Regions from separate parts of the Homo sapiens genome. Here region 1 is linked to region 2. The links are chromatin contacts, found by Hi-C in ENCODE. All regions are on one chromosome and are shown on one strand. Each heading gives the region's core, a stretch centred on a gene start or an enhancer-like site at or near the end of the contact. The rest is flanking DNA. Distances are from core to core; before and after follow the strand shown.

Region 1 (4,088 bases), core at 448-2,947, 6.0 Mb before region 2:
TTTTTTGTAGGGACGGGTTTCGTCATGTTGCCCAGGCTGGTCTCGAACTCCTGGGCTCAAGCGATTCTCTTGCCTCGGCCTCTGGAGTAGCTGGGACTACAGGCATAAGCCACCAAGCCTGGCCAATATTTGCAAGACTAAAGAAATATTGACATACAATTTCACAATATGGAACGGAAATATGAGTTCAAGAAGAAAAGAAATGATGTAAAATTTCCTTCTGTTAAAAGCTTGTTCATGTAGTTTTAAAAATTGATGATTTTAGATATTAAATTGGTATTTAGATTCCACTGGCTACATTTAAAAGTTATATAACTTTTATTTTAAAATGTTAATTTATAATAAAACAGAAGTTGCTTCTTTTGTAACTATTTAAGTCAGATGAGAAATTGTGATGGTCAATCCAAAAACGTGGAAGTGAGAATACAGTCATAGTCTTTGGGGACTCCTTTGGGGGTATAAGAGCAAAATCATTTTGAAACCACTGTATTAATATATTCCTAATAGGTTTTGCTTTTTGGGATGACTGACTGCTACCTTTCTGAGATTTGAGGGAGTCACTTAACTGGTCCTAAGGCCAGGCGCGGTGACTCACGCCTGTAATCCCAGCACTTTGGGAAACTGAGGCAGGTGGATCGCTTGAGGTCAGGAATTCGAGACCAGCCTGGCTAACTTGAGGTCAAGCTTTCAAGACCAGCTTGGCCAATATGGTGAAACCCCGTCTCTACTAAAAATACAAAAATTAGACGGGAGTGGTGGTGCACAGCTGTAATTCCAGCTTCTCTGGAGGCTGAGGCATGAGAGTCGCTTGAACCTGGGAAGCAGAGGTTGCAGTGAGCCGAGATCATGCCACTGCACTCCAGCCTGGGCAACATAGTAAGACTCTGTCTCAAAACAAAACAAAAACACAACAACAACAAAACTGGTTCTAAATGCTCCGGGCAAGTACATACTGCTTTTTCTTTTTTCTGTTTTTTTTTCCCTAAGGCAGCCCTATTGAAGAGTCTGTCATCTACAATATTTTACTAATTTAAAAACACTTGTCAAGAAGGGTAAAGTATGTTCATCTTGATTTTACTCTTTGTATCCCGGAATCAGGAACTAACAGTTTTATGATAGTGATATAGACTTTACACACACACCAAGACTTAAAACACGTGGTGCAGGCGGGCTTTTGGAAATTAACTGTGCTCTGGATACAGAAGTCACAAAGCTCAGGCTGCAGAGACATTGAGGGGATAATCAGCCTTTATTGTCTCTCGTGCACTGTGCCCAGCGCTCCCTCTAGCGGCTACAAGCGCTCACTGCCCACACTCTCTACTAGGCTCTCCGGAGGCCTCGGTTTCGCTGGAGAGAAAGAGATTGCGCAGGCGCCGAGCAGCCGACGTGGCCGCAGGGGACCGTGCCTGGGGGGGTCTGCGCGGGGCCGCTGACTCGCGAGGTTCTCTGTCGCCTGCCGCCCTCGCTCCTTTTCTCCCCTTCTAGAGTGTTACGGTGACTCTTGGGTCCGAAGGGGACGGACGTCCTCCCACGTACCATTTAGAAGGTCAGAGTGGGCAGAACCTAGTCTGAGCAGGCCGGTGATGAATCCGCTGGCAAGACGCGCGCGTGGGTACTCACGTGACCTAGGCTGCGGCGGCGGCGTGCTGCGGGCTCTGTGGCGGGAGCGAGGCCGACGGGCGGGGCCGCGCGGCCGCGTGACGCGAAGCGTTCGAGAGCGCGCGTCGTGGAACGTCTTGGTTGCCACGGCAAGCGCGCGCGCGAGGCCTTGGGAACCTCGGGACCGGCCCCCGGCGAGCGCAGCGGCGCCCAGTGTAAGGGAGTGGGAGCTGGTCCGTGCCGCGGCGGCCGCGCAGGGAGCTCTCGAGGCAACGCCGGGGCGCCCGAGGTCTGGAAGGCGCAGGTGGGGCGCGGGGGAGTTCACCCCTGCGCGGTCCCTTGGGTGGGCGGGGTGGGCGCCCCAGGCCCCGCGGACTCGGCTGGGAGGCTGAGCGGGCGACGGTCACGGGACAAGGGTGGAGGGGGTGGGGACCTCATCCGAGTCTCAGAGATGGAATTTTCGAGGAAGGGAGCGATTTCGAGAGAGAATAGTTTGAGAAGTTGTTCTCAGTCCCTTCTCTCGCGGGAGTGTGGTATTTAGGGAAGCTTCGGCCTCTTAACCCATGGACTGTTAGGATGGAGGGAATCCTTCCCGCTCGATTCCTATCGCGGAGTCCTTTCGGAGCATCGCTATTGATCATTCTCGCCGCCCCAACCCCGTTGTTTACTTTGGCTTCGCAGATCTCTGTGGTCTTTTGCCCTCCCGCAGCGCCCATGGCCCCGTCAAGGTTGGGCAGCCTTTCTCTGCAAGAAGGCCCACGAACAACTGCGGTTATATTGGGATGGATTGCGCGTGATTTTACTCTTTACAATACATTCTTTCATGCTTCCTAGGGATTGAGCTGCGCGGCGGATCCCTCCGACTTAATTCTGGGCCTGAGAAAAGTTTCTCTTGGAATGCGCAGTTTCGTGACGCAGCATTATTGCGTGACTCTAGGGCTGACCCAGTTTTTCACTTTCTAATTGTAAGGAAGTGCGCTAGTAGTCCACCGAGGATCCTCGAGGTTGGCCTTATTGTATCATAATTTAACGAATTTGCGTTCCAGGTTGTTACAGCCTTTGAAATAATGGCCTCATATTTAAGAATGTAGCAATTTTTCTTTGAAATTTCCGAAAGTGGGGAAAAAAGTAATAGAAGACTGCACCTATATGGAATTATTTTCTGATTCGCAGTTCTTTATAATCGTAGACTTAATTTGGTGGCTTTATTGGACCTGTTTGAAACAGGAAGCCTTTCTGTAATGTGGTTTCGGGTCGGCTTCACCTCTGGCACTCTCTGAAACGTCGTTGTCTATGGTTTCCCTAAGAAGCTAGAATGAGCGGGATGCTACGGAGGGAGGTGTATACAGGTGTTAGACAAAGCCCCCTCCGCTTTTTTGGTAAAGGGCCAAATAGGCATTAGATCAACTTGTGCTAGCTCTAAGGAGTTAAATGCGGTATTATTAAAGACTGCTTGTAATGTTGACTGTTAAGTGAGAGTGTTACTTCTTTCAGTGTTTATGGAATCGAACTAAATTGCTAGGTATTTTAATGCAGAATTTTACCTTTTCTCGGGTATTTTTTAAGACATACACAGACATACATGTAGTTATGTTGAAATAAATGTGTTTTATTAGAACGTTAAAAAATTAGAATTTAGGTGAACTACTGGTATCGGAACAGATTTTGGTTTGTTGTTGAAGACTGTACACTGGTGTAGGTACTGTTTAATACATCAGATTGTCATTTCAAAGACTTTGTCTTCTTAACTTTGAAAATTAAATAATGTGAAATAATGTGATAATGGTTTTTATCTTTTCAGGACACTTGATTGACACTTAATTGTGCTTAGGAATAGAATAGGCTTTTTTTTAAGTCACCATCCTCCAATCCTTATTTCTGTAAAATGTATTTTCTGAGACCGCTGAGGATATAGCAAATCCCAGTCACAAAATAAAAATGTGATATTTTAATATAAACCTTTTTCTTTCTGTGTTGAGATTCCCCAGAGATTAGACTGAAATTGACCATTAGACTTATATATAACCTCTAGATACCCAGGCTCTTCTCTCGTGTATCCTTTTTTTCTCTTTAAGATGGAGATGTAGCAAGGAAGGTTATTAAGCAATCCTGTGGAATTAGCCCTCCCACTCCACCCCTACACACAGGCACACTCTTCTTTCTCAGTAGCCATCTTGTTCCCTCCATTGACACATTATTAGGAAATCTTTCATCACACCGTATGTAAAATAAGCTTAGAAATAAACGTATACCCAAGGTAAATATTGCTTCTAGCTATATTCCTTCATTATGCCTCGCTTCTACTTTCAAATGCTACCTATTGAAGATTTAAGCCACATGACTTTCTACGACGGGACACTCTGGGTTTTCTTCACCCCTCCCTCACTCTGCTGACTTGTAAACATAGTAGGACTTTTAGATTTGGAATCAAACACATCTCATCTAATTTTCATTTTCATTTTTCTTTTCTTTCTTTCTTTTTTTTTTTT
Region 2 (4,007 bases), core at 982-3,481:
TATGGATGTAAGAAAATGGGTTTCATAAGTGAACCCACTGTGAAGGTAGCCAGGACAGGTGTATTAGTCCGTTTTCATGCTGCTAATAAAGACATAACCAAGACAGGGTAATTTATAAAGGAAAGAGTTTTAATGGACTCAGTTCCACATGGCTGGGGAGGCCTCACAATCATGGCGGAAGATGAAGGAAGAGCAAAGGGGCTTCTTACACAGTGGCAGGCAAAAGAGCTTGTGTAGGGGAACTCCCATTTATAAAGCCATCAGATCTCATGAGACTTATTCACTACCATAAGAACAGTACGGGTGAAACCGCGCCCATGATTCAATTATCCCCACCTGGCCCTGCCCTTGACAGGTGGGAATTATTACAATAAAGTGAGAGGTGGGTGGGGACACAGCCAAACTATATCAACAGGTCATGTACGTAAGCTGCTTAATATTTATTGAGCAGCTACACTGTGGACTGAATCAAATAGAATATGAGGATACATATGTGAAAAAATATTATTTTAATAGCTGGCTCCAGAGTTCCTCTTGGGAAGTTACTTTGTGTAGGAAAAAACTTTGGTAAACAGTTTAGGAATGGCAGGTAGCTATGAAGGCACAGATTAGGAGATGGAAATAAAAGTATTGTATAAAGAGAGGAGAGGAGGGGAGAGATGGGACCAGAAAGATGGTACAATAGTGGGAGGTTACAGGTTATGATGAAAAAATGGGGGTAGGTGGTAGGTGGATAAAAATATCATGGGAGGAACTGAAGGACTTTTAAGAGCAGGGATTTCTAATTTTAGGTTTTTTGCATCCTTAATTTAAAACCACTTATCTGCTCCAAACCTTCTAAAGAGTTGGCTATAGAAACAACCAAAGAAAAGGGGCTGATTTCGAAATTATGTGTCAGCAGGAGTAGAGAGAGGAGAGTTGTAAGAGGTGATATGTGGAGAGGTCTAAGTGTTCAGGAAAAGCAAGAACTGAGAGCCAGAAGTGACGGTGCAATCCTTGAGAGGACATTGGCCGTGGGGAACACCACAAGGTGGATAAGGGACTCAGTCAAGTTCAAGAAAATCTCTGTGGTAGGATGACTCAGCTGGATTACAGGAGCCATTTTTGTTATTTTCAACCATAATTTTTCAGGAGATATTCATTACTAGAAAATGACAAGGTCACGAATTCACTCCCCTTCCTCTTTTTTTCTATTAAATTTCTGGGCCTCAGTTTTCCCATCTATAAAATCTAGAGATTGGGCCTAGAATATCTCTGTAGTTTCCATTAGAGTCTATAGCTCTAATAATAATAACAACACATTTTTATGTTCTCTTTTGAGGTAAATTTACATGCAGTGAAATGTACAAATCTTAAATGTCCCATTCCAAGAGTTTTGACAAGTGCATATACTTCTGTAACCGAAACTCTTAGCTATAGAATTTTTTCATCACTACAAAAAATTCTCTCAAACTCCTCCCCGACAGCCAACCACTATTCTGACTTTTATCACTATTGATTAAATAATTAATATTTAATAGCTATTGTTAAATGCTAAGCTTTGTTTTATAGAGCTTCATCAGTATTAATGCGTGTATTTCTTACAAGAGTTGCAAGATGGATATCTCCATTTTTGCAGATCAAAACGTTAAGAGGTGAGAAAGGCGCCTCTGGTCATCAGCTACCAAGCACAGGGGCAGGACGTGAACTAAGAATTCGTTTTAGAAGCCCACGCTCTTAACCTGTTTATCCTAGAGTCCACAAACGATTGCCAAGAAACAGCATAAATCCAAATTCAGTCGAAAGCAATGCCATTTGCAAATTCTAAAACCTCCTGAATAATCCTAAAGGCCATATGCATTCCATCTTATCGAAGGATTCCCTTCTATCCCCCTCCCCAGAGAATGGAGAAAGGGGGTGCGAAAGACTTCAATTCGGTTTGACTGGAGAAAAACACAGAGGTGGCGTAGGATCCACACATCCCTTGGGGGCAGACCCAGCGGCGGACGCCTGGACAGGCGGCGGGAAAGGCGCTGCGACGCCCCGGGTGCCCCCTCCTTCGACGCCACTGGCATCACCTCCGAAAGCAGCAGGCACGAAGGTGCCCTGCCACGGGGGCTGGACGCAGTGGAGGCAGGCTCATCAAGCACGACCAGAGCTCAGTCGGCCACACGTCCTCCTCAATGTCACTGTCTCCCTGCTCTCCCACCCCGCGCCGCTGCACCTCCCTCCCCCCGGCAACCTGGGCGGGAGTCCCAAGCTCCGCCCCAGAGCGGACTCACAGCCCCCGCGCTCCCTCCCGCGCTGCGCCCACCGCGCGGCCGCGGCTGCCATGGCAACACTACGCCGCCGCCGCCTTTTCACGCACGTCGCGAGCTAACGGACTCGGCGGCGGCGGCGGCGGCGGCCTGCGCCCCACCCGCACCCCATCTGGACCGCATCGCTGAATGTGCCCGGACCTGCGCCTTCTGGGTAATGAATCCGAGAGAAAGGGGCGAGGGCGAGACAGCAGGTGGTGGAGGGCTCTAGCCAACAGCCCCTCTCGGCCTCCCACTGCCGGAGACGCCAGGGCAGTGGGCTGCGGGGTTCCTCGGGCGCTGGCTCCCGTGCGGGGACGGGGAGGGGCGCGGGAGCGCCAGGCTCGCGGTGCATCATGGGAATTGTAGTTCAGCGACTCCTCGGGCTCGCGGTCTTGGTGGGGTAGCTCGGACTGGCGAACTACAAAGCCCGGCGGCCCCGACCGCCGGGAAAGACCGATAAACTTTGAGCGGACCGGGACAGAAAAAAAAATCTCTCTTTGTCTTGAGGGGGCTGTTGAGTGGTCGCGGACCTGGGCTCTGTGCGTTGGGAAAGGGAAGTGGAGGTGAGCCTCGGGCTTCCCGCCCTGTAGCTGGGCCCGCCCCAGTTGCAGCGCTCAGCCCCACCCCGGCTGGGCCACCGCCCTGCACAGTCTCAGGGATGAGCAGCCGCCCAAGCTGCAGGGCCTCGGGTCTTCGGCGCCTCTGACCCTCGCAGGTTGCTGCCTTTCGGTGCAGAACCGTATGTATGTCACACATTGGATGTGAGACCTGAGAAACCGTGTTTTAACAGGTTTTTCTCCTTTCCTGGATACGTTTATTTCTGGGTTAGTCATGTTTGTTTTAAAGTAGCTCAGAGGTGTTTGCATATTAAACCCATCAATTGGTAATTACTCAAAGGGCAGTAATGTTTAAAGGTTAAGTGTGGAAATAGATAAAAAGATGTCATTGCGATTATATGGTGGTATCTGGCATTTTTAACTTTTTGCATTTTTGAATTTTATTTCTTGAGGTTCAAGGTTGTGAAATGAGTGCTCCACCCCACCCCCCCCTTGCCAGCCTGAACACTGCCTACACATATTTTGATTAGTTCAGCTTTAAATTACTAGTAACTTTTAAAAACAGACTTTTTTAGCAGTAGGCAGCAATAATTCTTTGATTATTCCAGTGTTATTCAGAATTTCTCAGCATGTTTTCGGAAGGAAAAATACCATGTTTTAATTATTTAGTTAATTCTTTATATATTTTTTATGTTCAGGAGTACACTTGAGTCCTTAGAGTTGACTCAAAGACTTGCTGGTAAAGGAAGCTGACACAGATTTACGAAACCTTCCTTGACGACCCTTTAAAATTTTTTAATAGGTAGATAACCATCCTAGAAATTTGCTGCTTTATGGAGTAAGTTGGAGAATTGTTGATATTATTGTGAGTTTGTGTGTGTGTGTGTTTAAAAACAAAAAGACCACAAATCCTATAAAACTTTCTCTTAATTAAAATGAAGTTGACCTGTGTAAATTTTACTTGAGGTTGCAATTTTGTACAAGGAGGAGATGGAAAGTAGGTTTAGTAAGACAGGTAGAAAACAAAATTGAGGCCTTATGTGATACAACATAAGGTTTGAAGTATTTTATTTATTCATTCAAAATGTGTTAGGAACCTATGTGCCAGGCATTATGCCAGGTGGTGAGAATAAAGAGATGAAAAAAGATAGTCTGTATCCTGCATGGGCAG

The links. Hi-C counts contacts between places; a loop is a spot of excess contacts on that map. Pooled maps may share reads with other maps.
Region 1: a loop to region 2 is called in a pooled map, with 2.3 times the contacts of the local background. The contact joins the promoter of SPART-AS1 here to the promoter of KATNAL1 in region 2. A Hi-C loop is called at or near these places in 2 of 50 pooled maps.

What each region holds. Positions count from the first base shown.
Region 1 is chr13:36,344,040-36,348,127 of GRCh38, reverse strand. It overlaps SPART-AS1 (SPART antisense RNA 1), which reads right to left and starts at 1,697. Exons shown (of 5, transcript NR_045181.1): 1 at 1,621-1,697. SPART (spartin) reads left to right here and starts at 1,734. Exons shown (of 9, transcript NM_015087.5): 1 at 1,734-1,903. RefSeq lists a silencer at 1,836-1,885.
Region 2 is chr13:30,305,775-30,309,781 of GRCh38, reverse strand. It overlaps KATNAL1 (katanin catalytic subunit A1 like 1), which reads left to right and starts at 2,231. Exons shown (of 11, transcript NM_032116.5): 1 at 2,231-2,451. RefSeq lists silencers at 2,227-2,456, 2,487-2,596.